Regions from separate parts of the Homo sapiens genome. Here region 2 is linked to region 1. The links are chromatin loops, found by intact Hi-C in ENCODE. Cell type or tissue: heart right ventricle. All regions are shown on one strand. Links, peaks and the distances in the headings refer to the core of each region. The heading gives the core; the rest is flanking DNA.

Evidence for each region. Hi-C counts contacts between places; a loop is a spot of excess contacts. Peaks named below come from ENCODE experiments on the same cell type or tissue, not always from the same donor. Only the 100,000 strongest peaks of a DNase experiment are listed, where the experiment ranks them.
Region 2: it touches region 1 in a loop (5-fold over the local background); 10 of 110 quality-filtered maps call a loop at or near these places.

What each region holds. Positions count from the first base shown.
Region 1 is chr2:113,599,876-113,607,751 of GRCh38, forward strand. It overlaps LOC124907874, which reads left to right and starts at 945. Exons shown (of 3, transcript XM_047446749.1): 1 at 945-1,405. The coding sequence starts at 1,396. It also overlaps the pseudogene DDX11L2. RefSeq lists a silencer at 3,866-4,075. In heart right ventricle, for the core only: CTCF peaks have their summits at 2,284 (motif pointing right) and 4,372 (motif pointing left); DNase peaks (open chromatin) are centred at 3,846, 3,926 and 4,346; H3K4me3 peaks cover 1,144 bases; H3K27ac peaks cover 1,500 bases.
Region 2 is chr2:113,696,935-113,705,051 of GRCh38, forward strand. It overlaps LINC02936 (long intergenic non-protein coding RNA 2936), which reads right to left and starts at 7,240. Exons shown (of 3, transcript NR_186169.1): 1 at 6,763-7,240. It also overlaps a transcript of SLC35F5 not described here. RefSeq lists an enhancer at 3,526-3,585. In heart right ventricle, for the core only: a CTCF peak has its summit at 3,409 (motif pointing left); a DNase peak (open chromatin) is centred at 3,418; H3K4me3 peaks cover 587 bases.

The sequences.
Region 1 (7,876 bases), core at 1,954-6,953:
TGCAGACCAGGCCCATGACAAACACCGTCTCCAGCGGGCAGAGCAAAGGAAGGGCACAGCGCCAGGCAGTGGTGCAGCTGCCTGTCAGGATGAGGCCTACTTCTAGTGAAACTGGGCAGACAAAAGGCAGTGAGAAATGTGATCTCGGGGTGGTGGAGGCTCTAGGGAAAGGAAAAGGCAGGAGTGAACTTCCACACAGCAGCAATGGCAGAACCAAAGGTGGCTTTGACCTCCACGAGGGCTCAGATCCAGGCCAACAGCTTGTCCAGGACAGGGTGCCGGGTGTATCACTGGTCCAGGAGCACTATGCTGGCAGAATCCCTTTGGTGCCTGATGGCCCTGCCTTCGTGGGAACAGAGGCTAAGGCTTTGAGTTACAGCTGCCTCCCCAACAGTGCATCCCCTTCTCCCTCCTCAGCCTCAGGTAGGAGACAGGGCAGGCAACCCCCTTTCCTCTTCTCCCCTTCTCCAGCCCCTGTCTGTCCACCCAGCTGGAGGCAGCCAGGCTTGCCTATGGACTGGTTGACAGCCTTCATGCAGAGGTTCTCCACCAGAGCCTTTCTTGGGGGCCCCTGGCCTGGGCTCTGAGCTGGGAGTGAAGGGGATGACCCATGCGGACTGTTTGCTGCTTGTAGCTTTCCCTGGGAAAGACTCTGCCAGGCCTTGGAGCCAGACCAGGAGGCTTTATAAGGCCACCGCAAGCAGCAGGGCTCCAGATGACATCACAGGGAAGATCAAGAGGGTGTGGAGGGGCATCGAAGCCTCTCCAGGAGACAGGAGACGCTGGTCCAGTAGAGCCCTAGGGGCGACGCCACTCCCACTCACTGTCTACTCTCCTCTCACCTCTGCAACACTGGGGACACTCACAAGAGTGTGATCCAAGTCGGCCGTCGTCTTCTGCAGCTCTGGAGACCTGATGCTAGGGAAGGGCATGCCTGGCATCACCACACACCTGGGGGGAGACAGGAGCCTGGGGCCGGTGGGCCCACACATCACCAGCTGCTCCGTTCTACCATTTCTTCAGCCCTCTTGGCTGTGCCTGCAGCTCTGCCCCTCCCCTCTCTGCACCTACCACCCAGAGAGGGCTTGTTGAGCTCAGAGATCCCACCTAGGCCAATCCACTGGGTTCTGCGGCAGCGATGGCCTGCCTGATCTTCCACCTGCTCTCCCAGGGCCAAAGCCAGACCTGCTGAGCCCCTCCCTCCAGCCGGCTGGTCTGAGCAGTCACAGCCCGGCTTTGGGCTCCGATGGCAGCAGACGGCAGGTAGGGGTCCAGCTGCTGGAGCGAGGGCCGGCCACCTATCACAGCCAAGGAGATGAGCACAAGCACTACTTACTGGCCTAGGTTGTCAGAGAAGTTGATGCTCTCACTCATCTTTCCTCCAATCTTTCCCCTATGCCTGGTTGTGGTATTAAGTTACATGCAGACAACAGGGGCCAGAAGATGAACAATGGCCCATCCCACTCTAGGCATGGCTCCTCTCCACAGGAAAACTCCACTCCAGTGCTCAGCTTGCACCCTGGCACAGGCCAGCAGTTGCTGGAAGTCAGACACCTGCAGATCAAGACCACAGCATCAAGACCCTGTGACCTCTCAAAGGACCGGTGGAAAGGACACGGGAAGTCTGGGCTAAGAGACAGCAAATACACATGAACAGAAAGAAGAGGTCAAAGAAAAGGCTGACGGCAAGTTAACAAAAAGAAAAATGGTGAATGATACCCGGTGCTGGCAATCTCGTTTAAACTACATGCAGGAACAGCAAAGGAAATCCGGCAATTTGCGCAGTCATTCTCAACACCGGCCATGCAGCAAAATCATCAGTGGAAATTTAAAAAAATACACATGGCCAGGCCCCAGCCCAAATCACTAATAAGAATCTCCAGGGCTTCACCTGTTAGACTGGCAAAAATCCAAAAGTAAACACTTTGTGGAGAAACAGGCATTCCTAGACATTGCCGGTGGGATACAGAACAGTACAATTCTGATGGTAATCAGTTAACAAATTAAACATATTTATTTTATACTTTTAAACCCAGGAATCCCATATTTAGGAGTCTACTGAGACCAAACAGCATATGCTCCGGGTGTTTCCCTATAATCCGCCACTACTGTTGGAGCAAGAGGGCCCGGCAGTGTCCCCAGCTGCCAGCAGGCGGGCGTGCTGCCACTACACCTTGAGCAAGAGGACCCTGCAATGTCCCTAGCTGCCAGCAGGCGGCGTGCCACCACTATACAGTAAGCAAGAGGGCCCTGCAGTGCCCCGGCGCCAGCAGGGGGCGCTGGCGACCACTGTAAGCAAGAGAGCCCTGCGCCTCTCTGCGCCGGCGCCGGCGCGGCGCGCCTCTCTGCGCCGGCGCGGCGCGGGGTGCCTTTGCGACGGCGGAGTTGCGTTCTCCTCAGCACAGACCCGGAGAGCACCGCGAGGGCGGACCTGCGTTGTCCTCTGCACAGATTTCAGTGGTACTGCGAAGGCGGAGCAGAGTTCTCCTCAGGTCAGACCCGGGCGGGCGGGCGGGCTGAGGATACCGCGAGGGCGGAGCTGCGTTCTGCTCAGCACAGACCTGGGGGTCACCGTAAAGGTGGAGCAGCATTCCCCTAAGCACAGAGGTTGGGGCCACTGCCTGGCTTTGTGACAACTCGGGGCGCATCAACGGTGAATAAAATCTTTCCCGGTTGCAGCCGTGAATAATCAAGGTTAGAGACCAGTTAGAGCGGTTCAGTGCGGAAAACGGGAAAGAAAAAGCCCCTCTGAATCCTGGGCAGCGAGATTCTCCCAAAGCAAGGCGAGGGGCTGCATTGCAGGGTGAGGGTGAGGGTTAGGGTTTGGGTTGGGTTTGGGGTTGGGGTTGGGGTAGGGGTGGGGTTGGGGTTGGGGTTGGGGTTAGGGGTAGGGGTAGGGGTAGGGGTAGGGTCAGGGTCAGGGTCAGGGTTAGGGTTTTAGGGTTAGGATTTTAGGGTTAGGGTAAGGGTTAAGGGTTGGGGTTGGGGTTAGGGTTAGGGGTTAGGGTTGGGGTTGGGGTTGGGGTTGGGGTTGGGGTTGGGGTTAGGGTTAGCTAAACCTAACCCTAACCCCTAACCCCAACCCCAACCCCAACCCTACCCCTACCCCTACCCCTAACCCCAACCCCCACCCTTAACCCTTAACCCTTACCCTAACCCTAACCCAAACCCTAACCCTACCCTAACCCTAACCCAACCCTAACCCTAACCCTACCCTAACCCTAACACCCTAAAACCGTGACCCTGACCTTGACCCTGACCCTTAACCCTTAACCCTAACCATAACCCTAAACCCTAACCCTAAACCCTAACCCTAAACCCTAACCCTAACACTACCCTACCCTAACCCCAACCCCTAACCCCTAACCCTAACCCTACCCCTAACCCCAACCCCAGCCCCAACCCTTACCCTAACCCTACCCTAACCCTTAACCCTAACCCCTAACCCTAACCCCTAACCCTAACCCTACCCCAACCCCAAACCCAACCCTAACCCAACCCTAACCCCTAACCCTAACCCCTACCCTAACCCCTAGCCCTAGCCCTAGCCCTAACCCTAACCCTCGCCCTAACCCTCACCCTAACCCTCACCCTCACCCTAACCCAACGTCTGTGCTGAGAAGAATGCTGCTCCGCCTTTAAGGTGCCCCCCAGGTCTGTGCTGAACAGAACGCAGCTCCGCCGTCGCAGTGCCCTCAGCCCGCCCGCCCGGGTCTGACCTGAGAAGAACTCTGCTCCGCCTTCGCAATAGCCCCGAAGTCTGTGCAGAGGAGAACGCAGCTCCGCCCTCGCGATGCTCTCCGGCTGTGTGCTAAAGAGAACGCAACTCCGCCCTCGCAAAGGCGGCGCGCCGGCGGAGGCGCGGAGAGGCGCAGGCGCGCCGAGGCGCAGGCGCGGAGAGGCGCAGGCGCGCCGAGGCGCAGGCGCGGAGAGGCGCGGCGCTCTTGGGGAGACGCGGCGCAGGGCATAGACGTACGCCGGCGCCTCCCCGGAGGGGAGGGGTCGCTGGGCGGGCGGGAGTGAGGCGCGGCGCCGGCGCAGAGACGCACGTCGCTGGGCTGAGGGTGGCGGGGAGTGTTGCAGTCGTACATTCGCGCGCCGCCGGGCGGGGAGCGCGGGGGTGGCGCGGTGCAGGCGCAGAGACACACGTACCCGGCGGCGCAGAGACGAGTGGAACCTGAGTAATCTGAAAAGCCCGTTTCGGGCGCCCGCTGCTTGCAGCCGGGCACTACAGGACCAGCTTGCCCACGGTGCTCTGCCATTGCGCCCCCTACTGGCGACTAGGACAACTACAGGGCCCTCTTGCTTACAGTGCTGTCCAGCGCCCCCTGCTGGCGCCGGGGCACGGCAGGGCTCTCTTGCTCGCAGTATAGTGGTGGCATGCCGCCTGCTGGCAGCTAGGAACATTGCAGGGCCCTCTTCCTCACATTGTAGTGGCAGCACACCCGCCTGCTGGCAGCTGGGCACACTGCCGGGCCCTCTTGCTCGCATTGTCGTGGCTGCACGCCACATGCAGGCACATGGGGACTACGCAGGGCCCTCTTGCTCCCGGTGTGACGGCTGGCGTCCCATATTGGCCACCTCCTGCACCACTTAAAGTCAGAGCGCCAGTTATTAATCCCCATCAGTTCTGTAAATTAAAACTGAAAAGGAGCTATTACTGCGGAGAGCTGATGTCCCAGTTATTAACTTGGAAGACAGCTTTTCACCAAGAGGCAGTACAAAGATGGAAGATAACTTCATTGAAAAGAAATACAGTGTAAAGAGCTTATTGTACAAAAATAGGGAGGAGTAGGCTGATACTGCATGAAAACAGCCTAAGAGTCCTGTGCAGGGATTTTTATTTTGGACTTCTTCACATTCCTACCTCTGTCTCAAGTCTCCGCCTGTTTTCTTTGGTTTTCCTGCTACTGCCTTAGGTCCCCGACTTGCCCCACTTAGCCTTGTGGGACCTCCTCACTTGATTGAGGTACATGTGTGGTGATCAATCCGAATCCACTCTGGCACCAGCCTCCTTCCCACCATACCAGGCAGGCTGACAGCGGTCACGTTTGTATCTACTGCAGCTGCCTCTTTTGAATGTCTTTCTCTGCCTTAATCTGTACTTATGGTGCCAGGTTTCTCTTAAGAATGTCCCCTTTGTCCTTCTTATCAGCATGTAGCTAGCAATATTCTGACATTTTTATTGCAGAATGAATGATGATTGGGGCTTCTTTTTTTTTTTTTTTTTTGAGACGGAGTCTCACTCTGTCACCCAGGCCAGACTGCGGACTGCAGTGGCGCAATCTCGGCTCACTGCAAGCTCCGCTTCCCGGGTTCACGCCATTCTCCTGCCTCAGCCTCCCGAGTAGCTGGGACTACAGGCGCCCGCCACCGCGCCAGCTAATTTTTTGTATTTTTAGTAGAGACGGGGTTTCACCTTGTTAGCCAGGATGGTCTCGATCTCCTGACCTCATGATCCACCCGCCTCGGCCTCCCACAGTGCTGGGATTACAGGCGTGAGCCACCGCGCCCATCCGATTGGGGCATCTTAAGAGAAGTTCTAGGGTGTTTCTGCGTAGGTACCTCTTCTCCCTCCTAACCACAATTGACAAGTGCCCATCCACTCCAGCACTAGAGATGCTACTAATATGTGCATTTTTGGTGGTCCCTCCAGGTGAGCCTTCACAGACTTTCCCTTTTCCAGGAGCTCCCCCTCCTGTTCATGTCTAGCTAGCTATCTACTCTAACAGAGCCCACTATCCTGTGTCTTTCCCAAAAATAGTGAGGGAATGATTAATTGGAAACCATAAGAAATGATATGCATGTAGATGAAAACTTTACAACTTACACAAATAATCACTCAAAATCATCCTTACACTAAAAATGCAAAACTATACAATTTCTAGAAGAAACTATAGAGGAAAAGCTATGTGCCTTTGCGTTTCGTAATGAATTTTAACAAATGACACAGAAGGTTGATATACACAGAAGAAATGACAATGTGGATTTCTTAATATTTACAGTTTATACTCTGGAAGAGACCTTGTTAAGAGAACAAAAAGACAAGCCACATGTTGAAGAAAATATTTGCAAAATACAGATCTGAGAATTTGTATTCAAAATATATAAAAAATTGTTAAAACTAAACAATAAGTTAAACAACCCAATTAAAAATGCACACAGATCTGAACAGACACTTCACCAAAGAAGATCTACAGATGGCAAGTACACTTACAAAAAGATGCTCAACATACTAGAGAACTGAAAACCACAAAAAGATAGCACAGCTGGTCTATATCTCTTAGAACTGCTAAGCTCTTTAACAAATGACAAATTGCTGGAGGAAAACCAAGAACTCTTTTCATTGCCAGTGGAACACAGTGTATAAGACCAAACTATGCCACCCCGAAATATAATGGTAGGAAACCAGAATATGCAACCCCAAAATATGTCCCTTTGGCTTAAGAATTATTCCAAGCTAATTATTTTGAAAAAAAATGCTAACAAAGGAAGTTGTGAAAATAGAGAAGTTACTTGTGTAAGGAAAATTTACATCTATAAAGGAAATCACCATTTAAAAGCTACCTCTCTCGACGCCAAGAAGAGAAGGATAACTAAATCACTGAAGAGTCTTATCAATGGAGAATGCGTGGACTTAAGTCTGTATAACGCACCTTACCCTTGTCTAATGTGCTTTTGCTGGTTAGCTCCCCACTACTGCACCTCAAATCTTCTTTCTTTAAGTTGAAGATAGTATTTATGCTTGAATTGAAAGCCACCTGTTGGAGATTTACTCATTTTTCCCTGAGTATCTCCCATGTAACCATAAGATATACATGTTTTTAAACTTTTCTGTTTTTCTCATTTTAATCTGTCAGTTTTTACAGAGCGTTCCATCTAAGAATTCCAAAAACAGAAAATTATTTTTCCTCCCCTATTACAAGTTGTGCATTTTTTTCCAAAGCTAAACAAGTCTCACCTTACAATCCAAAAATAACATTCCTAAGTATTTTGACAACTACTTTGATGTTATTTCCCATCAAAAGCTACCATGCAGTTATTTACAGAAGCCCTATTCATAATGACCAAAGGAAAAAAAAGGAATCAGAAAGTCTTACAATAGATGACTGTGTGGGAATCCACTCAGACATCAAAAGTTGTTATAAAGATTATTTAAATGAAAACATTTGAGATACTGAAGATGAAGAAATCTTACCAGAACTTACTTTATCCAATTAAAGCAGAGCTCCCAGAAAAATACAGCTGCCATTAACCCCATCCAAGGAGTTTCTTGCAAATTCAGCTGCCATGAAGACAGCGTACTCTTTCGCATTAGCATTGATAAATGAAAATGAAATTCTAAGCTCCCAACTGACTGAACAGACCCACTCTTGGCTGAGGGGACCCCAGAGTAACTTTCAAAACTGAGTTCTCAGCTTTGCTAGGATGGGATGATGGGGTTAAGATACACATCGTTATACCCCCTCCTTTGCTAACCATGATGAGGCTTTCTTCCCTAAGGATTTAACAGAAACCAGCCCTTTCAAAGCCTCCACCACTGATATCAACCTCTCCTTTCTTGCCTGATAAGAGACCACCCACGATGGAGAGGTTCTGGCCAGCGTACAGAGGATGCACAGAGCGAGTTTTCATGTCCTCTGCTTCACCTTTTAATGTCAGAGGGCTGAAAACTCCACCCTGGGATCATGCTAACACTGCCATTTTTTGTACATGGGACCCATGAAGAAGCAAGAAACTCAATTGTGCGTGCATGCATTTCTCCTTCCATAAATATTCATGACTCCTCCTAGAGCTTATTAAATAAATCTATTTGGCCATTCCACTCAGCATAAATTGCTATTTCCTTTACCTCCTCCTTGAAGCGTCTGTTTCT
Region 2 (8,117 bases), core at 1,295-6,294, 96 kb after region 1:
GAGGCAAGTGAGGGAGACTTGTTCCCGTCCACGTTTGATTCACTGTTTCCAAAAACATGGAAATGCATTATCAAACAATTGTACAAATATACGTCAAGTTGCCTGGAATTCTCCTTTCGTGTGCAGACAGGCTGATCCAAGTCTGTGCCTCCATCTACCTTCTATATAACTCTCACACACCAAACCAATATTTCCCTTATCCTAAATCAACCCAAGGCCAGGTTCCAGGCAACTAGAGACCACCCCCTATAGCCCAGGCTCACCCATGTTATTCAAAGTAGCCAGTCCTAAACTGATGGCCCGGCCCTGCCTTGCCTTTCCTGCAGAAACTCCAGTAAGGGCTGTGGCCCACGCCTTCTCACTCATCTTTTGCCTCTTGACCATCCTAACGCTTTCTCTGTGGCCCTGCGTGTTGTGGCATGTCCCCTCCTCTCAGGAACTGTAAGAAAACTTCTTTCAGTAACATTGGCCTCTCCACATCATCATTCAGTCACTTCCATAAACTAAAATCCTGCTGTTACAATTGAGACAATATATATATTGTCTCAATATATAAAGAACATATAATATATAAAGAATAGTATAATATCTTATATATATATTCCTTATAATATAAAGAATAGTATAATATATAAAGAATAGTCACAACTCAACAATAAAAACACAACCCAAATCAAACATGAGCAAAGATCTTGAACAGACAGTTCTCCAAGGAGGATATACAAATGGCCAGCAAGTCCAGGAAAAAGATGCCCAACACCATTAATCATCAGGGAAATGCAAACCAAAACCACCATGATGCGAACAATATGAATGTCATGAAGGCCGCTGAGCTGTACAATTAAAAATGCCTCAGATAGGCCAGGTGCAGTAGTTCACACCTGTAATCCCCGCTCTTTTGGAGGCCGAAGTGAAAGGATTCCTTGAGCCCAGGAGTTCAAGACCAGCCTGGGCAACATGGGGAGAACCCAGCTCTACAAAAAATAAAAAATTAGCTGGGTGTAGTGGTACATGCCAGTAGTCCCAGCTATTCGGAAGGCTGAGGTGGGAGGATCACTGGGGCCTGGGAGGTTGAGCTGCAGTGAGCTGTGACTGCACCGCTGCACTCCAGCCTGGGCAAGAGTGAGACTGTCTCACAACAACAACGACAGGCTAAAATTATAACTTTCATGTGCTGCCTATTTTACCACAGTAAGAAAACAATCATTAAAGCGTTGTGTTGGTCAGGGTTCTCCAGAGAAATAGAACCAGTAGAATTTGTTTGTTTGCTTGTTTATAAGCTATTGATTGGCTCATCTAGAACCAGAAATAACATTTGACCCAGCAATCCCATTACTGGGTATATTATAAATCATTTTACTATAAAGACACATGCACACGTGTGTTTACTGCAGCACTATTTACAATAGTAAAGATTCGGAACCAACCCAAATGCCCATCAATGACAGACTGGATAAAGAAAATGTGAGACATATATATCATGGAATACTATGCAGCCATGAAAAAGAATGAGTTCATGTCTTTGGAGGGTCATGGATAAAGCTGGAAACCATCATTCTCAGCAAACTAACATAGGAACAAAAAACTAAACACCACATGTCTCACTCATGAGTGGGAGTTGAACAATAAGAACACATGGACACAGGGAGGGGAACATCACACACCAGGGCCTATTGGGGGTGGGGGGAAAGGGGAGGGAGAGCATTAGGAGAAATACCTAATGCATGTGGGGCTTAAAACCTAGTTGACAGGTTGATAGGTGCAGCAAACCACCATGGCACATGTATACCTACGTAGCAAACCTGCATGTTCTATGCATATATCCCAGAATTTAAGTAAAATTAAATTAAATTAAATTAAAAAGATATTGATTGGATACATCATTCTGGAGGCTAAGTCCCGCTGCGAACCACCTGTGAACTGGACCCCCAGGAAAGCCTGTGGTGTCCCAAAGTCCAAGAGGTGGAGAATCAATAGTGTAGATTCTAGTCCAGGTCTTAAGGCCTGAGAACCAGGAGTGGTGAGGGCTGGAGAAGATTGATGTCCCACCTCAGTAGTCAAGCAGAGTTAATTCAACCTTCCTCTGCCTTCTTGTTTTATTCAGGCCCTCGGTAGATTGATAATGCCCACCCATGTTGACCATCTTCTTTACTCAGTCCAACCATTCAAATGTTAATCTTTTCTGGGAACACCCTCACAAACACACCAGAAATAAGGTTTAACCAACCAGCTGGGTATCCCATCACCCAGTCAAGTTGACACATAAGAGTAACTATGTCAAGCATAGACCATAAAAACGAAACCAAAACATCACAGTGATACACCACTTCGACTTACGAGTAAGGCTGTATGAAAACAAGAAAGCCCCTAAAAAACAGAGCATAACTAATGTTGTTGAGGATGTGGAGAAACTGAGACACTCATACATTGCTGGTGGAAAGGAAAAATGGTGCAGCCACTGTAGAACAGCTGGGCAGTTCCTCAAAACATTAAATACTGAGTTACCATTCGATCCAGCAATTCTACTCCCAGGTATATATCCAGGAGAAATAAAAACGTGTCCACACAAAAACTTGAACACGAACATTCGCAGCAGCACTATTCATAATAGCCAAAAGGTGGAAACAACCCGAACACCCAACAACTAGTGAATAGATCAACAAAATATAGTTTGTCCACACAATGGAATATTATTTGGTCATAGAAATAGGCCAGGCGCGGTGGCTCATGCCTGTAATCCCAGCACTTTGGGAGGCTGAGGCGGGTGGATCACTTGAGGTCAGCAGTTCAAGACCAGCCTGGCCAAATGGGGAAACCCCGTCTCTACTAAAAATACAAAAATTAGTCGGGTGTGGTGGCGCATGCCTGTAATCTCAGCTACTCAGGAGGCTGAGGCAGAAGAATCGCCTGAACCCGGGAGGCGGAGGTTGCAGTGAGCCGAGATCAAGCCACTGCACTCCAGCCTGGGCGACAGAGTGAGACTCTATCTCAAAAACAAACAAACAAACAAACAAACAAACAAAAAACCATAAGATTCCAACCTTTTGGGCTCAGCAATTACACTCCCAGAAGTCATGCCTCAAATGCACTTTTCTGTCTTCTAGGTCTTTTCTCCTCTCTGTCCTAATCTCCTCTCCATGCCTCAAGTGATGCCAATAAATGGGTAATAATTCCCTTAAACTCCGTGGAATTAATTTCTTTTTGACTACAGGAATTCACAGTTCAAAACAAAATAACCCCAGATTCCTTAATAAATAGAAACCTTAAAGTTCCTTCTAAAAAGATTCACGGCTATAAAAGTAATAAATGAATCGCCCAAAATATCGCGCTGTGGGTCGGGTTAATAACCCTATTGGACAGGAGCTGGCATTACTCGGTTTGGGCGGCCGAGCCCAGACATCAGCATATGTGCTACCGTAGTACCCTCTTCTGGCCGAATACAAAATCAAGTTTATGGGGCCGCTTTTAGTCAAGTTTTCCATAGCTGCTTACAAGCACCGAGTTTCCTGCGACTTCCTGTTTATCGCCTCTGCTCTCCTCAAGTTCTCAGCTTTTTCTTGCATCAGCTAGGCTTGCCTCCTCCTCCTCAGGGAAGATCAGGATCCCCTGATATTCCTAATCTCAGCTCCCAAGATTTGCCCCTTGCACTACCCTGTTTCCTGGCTGTTTGCACCATAGCCTCCCACCTTGAGTAAGTCTAGTTCCATCTGTTCTCTCTTATCTATCTGCCTCCGTACTGGCCATTTACCATATGCCCACATTGCATCTGGGCCTCTGCACTCATGACCTACCTGCCGTTCCCTCACTCACTGCCCCATCTCACCTGCACTTGCCTGAGCACTCTCCGTTGATTCCTTGATCCAGGGTTTTATAAAATGAGGTCTGTGGACAATCTACATTCTCTCCACCTGGCTGCTTGCTACCTGAGCTCCCTGAATCAGACCTTCTGGAATCCTGGAACCCGCATTTATAATAAATACCCTGAATAATTTTTATGTACATGCACACACATACACACAAACACACACACAACATAAAAACCACCCTGGGCTGGGCACAGTGGCTCACGCCTGTAATCCCAGCACTTTGGGAGACCGAGGCGGGTGGACCATGAGGTCAGGAGATCGAGACCATCCTGGCTAACACGGTGAAACCCCGTCTCTACTAAAAATACAAAAAATTAGCCGGGCGTGGTGGCGGGCGCCTGTGGTCCCAGCTACTCAGGAGGCTGAGGCAGGAGAATGGCGTGAACCCGGGAGGTGAAGCTTGCAGTGAGCTGAGATCGCGCCACTGCACTCCAGCCTGGGCGACAGAGCGAGACTCTGTCTCAAAAAACAACAACAACAACAACAACAACAAACACCCTGATGTTTTTGTTTGTTTGTTTTACTAAGCCATATTATCTTGTCTAGAAACTTGCCATGGCTCCAAGCCATCTAAAGATTTAAATGCAAAAGACTCAGATTGGCTTTCAAGGCTTTTGGTAAATTGTTTTATATATTTTTTGTCCTTTCCTGTAAGAGGATTATATTTCCCCTTTCCCAGGGATGGCAGGCATGGCCAAGTGACTTGCTTTGGCCAATGAAACGTGAACAGCTGTAACATGTGCCACAGTCAAGCGGACACTACGAAAACCATTGAACAGTTCTCCCATATTTTCTTTCCCTTGGCCAGAATTGATGATAACCCAGATCGAAGCTGCTTCTGCAGCCTGACCCCAGAACAAAGGAGCCATGGAGCAGAGCTACAGATACCCACAAGGGAAATGTAATGTAAGAGAGAAATAAGCTTGTAGTATTGCTGTGATTTGGAGAGTCCTTTGTTACTGCAGTTTAACTGCCTAAGCCGACTGATACACAGTATTTCACAATTTGCTTTTCTAACTCTATTTCCCATTATTCCCTAACACTTATTCCAACTCCTGCCAGACTGAACTACTTGCTTTTCCCCAAAGACCAACAAATTTCTCCAACTCGATGCAGTTATTTGCTTCCTATCTCCTGCCTGCCAACAATACCTCTCAAAGTTTAATTTCAACCTTCAAGTTCATCTCAAGCGCTACTTTCTCTGTGCAGGGGTGTCTGATCTTTTGGCTTCCTGGGCCACACATAAGATACACTAACACTAATGATGACTGGTGAGCTAAAAAAAAAAAAAAAAAATCTCATAATGTCTAAAGAGAGTTTATGAATTTGTGTTGGCCCACATGCAGCCTGCGGTACACAAGCTAGACAAGCTTGGTAAAAAGCCCTTCCCCATTCCTTTGATGCCAACTACTGTAACCTATGTTTATTGTTTTTACATATTTTCTTATCACCTCCGCCAAGAAAAAAATCATAAACTCCTTGACATTAAAGACTATCTTATTGGCCAAGTGCAGTCTCTCACACCTGTAATCCCAGCACTTTGGGAGGCCGAGACAGGCGGGATCACTTGAACTCAGGAGTTCGAGACCAGCCTGGCCAACATGGTGAAACTATGTCTACTAAAAATACAAAAATTAACCAAGAATGGTAATGTGCTTCTGTAATCTAAGCTACTTGGGAGGCTGAAGCAGGAGAATCACTTGAAACCCAGGAAGTGGAGGTTGCAGTTAGCCGAGATCACACCACTGCACTCCAGCCTGGGAGACAGAGCAAGACTCTGTCTCAAAAAAAAAAAAAGACTATCTTACTCACCACTGTATTCCTTGAAGCTTTGCAAATAGTAGGTATCCACTCAAATATTTATCAAATTAGCACATTCAATTAGAGAACTGCTGTTTAATATGTTTACTTTTTTACAGGAAGATTTTAAAGAACATTTAACATACTCATTGGGGAAGCAAAATTAAGATACAAGAAGAATTAAAAATCATAGCAAATAGCAAAGATTCCTACTGAGTAAAATATGGGCCAGGCACGGTGGCTCACATCTGTAATCCTAGCACTTTGGGAAGCTAAGGCAGGCAGATTGCTTGAGGCCAGGAGTTCGAGACCAGCCTAGGCAAAATAGCAAGACCTCATTGCTACTAAAAATCAAAAAACTTAGCCAGGCTTGTTGGTGTGCACCTGTAGTCCCAGCAACTTGAGAGGCTGAGGTGGGAGAATCACTTGAGCCCTGGTAGTGGAGGTTGCAATGAGCCAAGATCATGCCACTGTACTCCAGCCTGGGTGACAGAGCAAGACCCCATCTCAAAAAAATAAATAAATAAAAATAAAGTATAACTCAAAGTTTAATGAATCTCTTTCTCTCTCTCTCTCTCTCTCTCTGTAAAAATAAGCATGTCTTGACCTTCATCTCTCTCCCTGGATATACTCAACAGATCTTAAAGTAAAACTTCACCAAAGGGAAACAATGTGTCACACGACTCACGAGTTACAACCCCTATTGTTACAGTCCATATGCTAAAAGCAAGGATTTTTCTAATTATGGAACAAATTAGCTTATGTAAATTCTTAGGCGTAGGAAAAATGTATTTCCCTGCTTATGATTAAAAGCCAACAAAATATAATTCCAATTTTAAAACAAATCCCCTTACCAAACCCCAACAGCAAAGTGCTGCCCCTACAAACCTCACAGCAAATAGAGAGTCCTTATTCTCAGTGACTAGCAGCTGCCTCTTTTCTCACTCCTCTCCAGCTTCAATTAACCTAATGCCCTCTGAGACATTTTGGCAGTAATTGCAAAGCTTCTTCCGGTTTGGGAATCTAATTTAATTAGATTGGCGAGACTTGATTTTAGATGTTTCTCCTCAATACCAATTCAAAACTTAATACTTACTTTGCTTTTGTTTCCTGGTAATAACTGGTTTACGGCCCTGAGAAGAAAAACTGGGGCCAATAAAACAAGCTGGATTAGCCTGGTTCTTCACTGACTCCACAATTGGCCTACCATTTGTGCAAAGTCCACTCCAGGAGAAAAATGCTTTGAAGGTGGGACTCTAACATCCTAATGTGTCCGGACTCAGTGGGTTCTCGGTCTCACTGACTTCCAGAATGAAGCCGTGGCTCCTCGCGGTGAGTGTTACAGTTCTTAAAGGCGGCATGTCCGGAGTTGGTTCCTTCTGATGTTCGGAGTTTCTTCCTTCTGGTGGGTTCGTGGTCTCGCCGGCTCAGGAGTGAAGCTGCGGACCTTCACCGTGAGTGTTACAGCTCATAAAGGCAGTGTGGACCCAAAGAGTGAGCAGCAGCAAGATTTATTGCAAAAAGCGAAAGAACAAAGCTCCCACAGCTCGGTAAGGGAACCCCAGCGAGTCGCCACTGGGGGCTCGGGCAGCCCGCTTTTATTCTCTTATCTGGCCCCACCCACATCCTCTGATTGGTCCATTTTACAGAGAGCGAGTGGTCTGTTTTGACAGGGCGCTGATTGGTGCGTTTACAATCCCTGAGCTAGACACAAAGGTTCTCCAAGTCCCCACCAGAGTCAGGAGCCCAGCCGGCTTCACCCAGCGGATCCCGCACAGGGGCCACAGGTGGAGCTGCCCGCCAGTCCCGCGCCCTGCGCCCGCACTCCTCAGCCCTTGGGTAGTTGATGGGACTGGGCACCGCGGAGCAGGGGGCGCTCTGGCCACACAGGAGCCCACGGAGCTGGGAAGGCTCAGGCATGGCGGGCTGCAGGTCCCGAGCCCTGCCCCGCGGGGAGGCAGCTAAGGCCCGGCGAGAAATCGAGCGCAGCGCCGGTGGGCCGGCACTGCTGGGGGACCCGGCACACCCTCCGCAGCCGCTGGCCCGGGTGCTAAGCCCCTCATTGCCCGGGGCCGGCAGGGCCTGCCGGCCGCTCCGAGTGCGGGGCCCGCCGAGCCCACACCCACCCAGAACTCGCGCTGGCCCGCAAGCACCGCGCGCAGCCCCTGTTCCCGCCCTCGCCTCTCCCTCCACACCTCCCCGCAAGCTGGGGGAGCCGCCTCCGGCCTCGGCCAGCCCAGGAAGGGGCTCCCACAGTGCAGCGGCGGGCTGAAGGGCTCCTCAAGTGCCGTCAAACTGGGAAACCAGGCAGAGGAGGCGGGGAGAGTGAGCGAGGGCTGTGACGGCTGCCAGCACGTTGTCACCTCTCACTAATCCAAAGACTGAAGATTAATTGTTGGCCAATATTGCTTCCTTTGTGGATCCGTATCAGTCTAGTATAGAGAACACTAG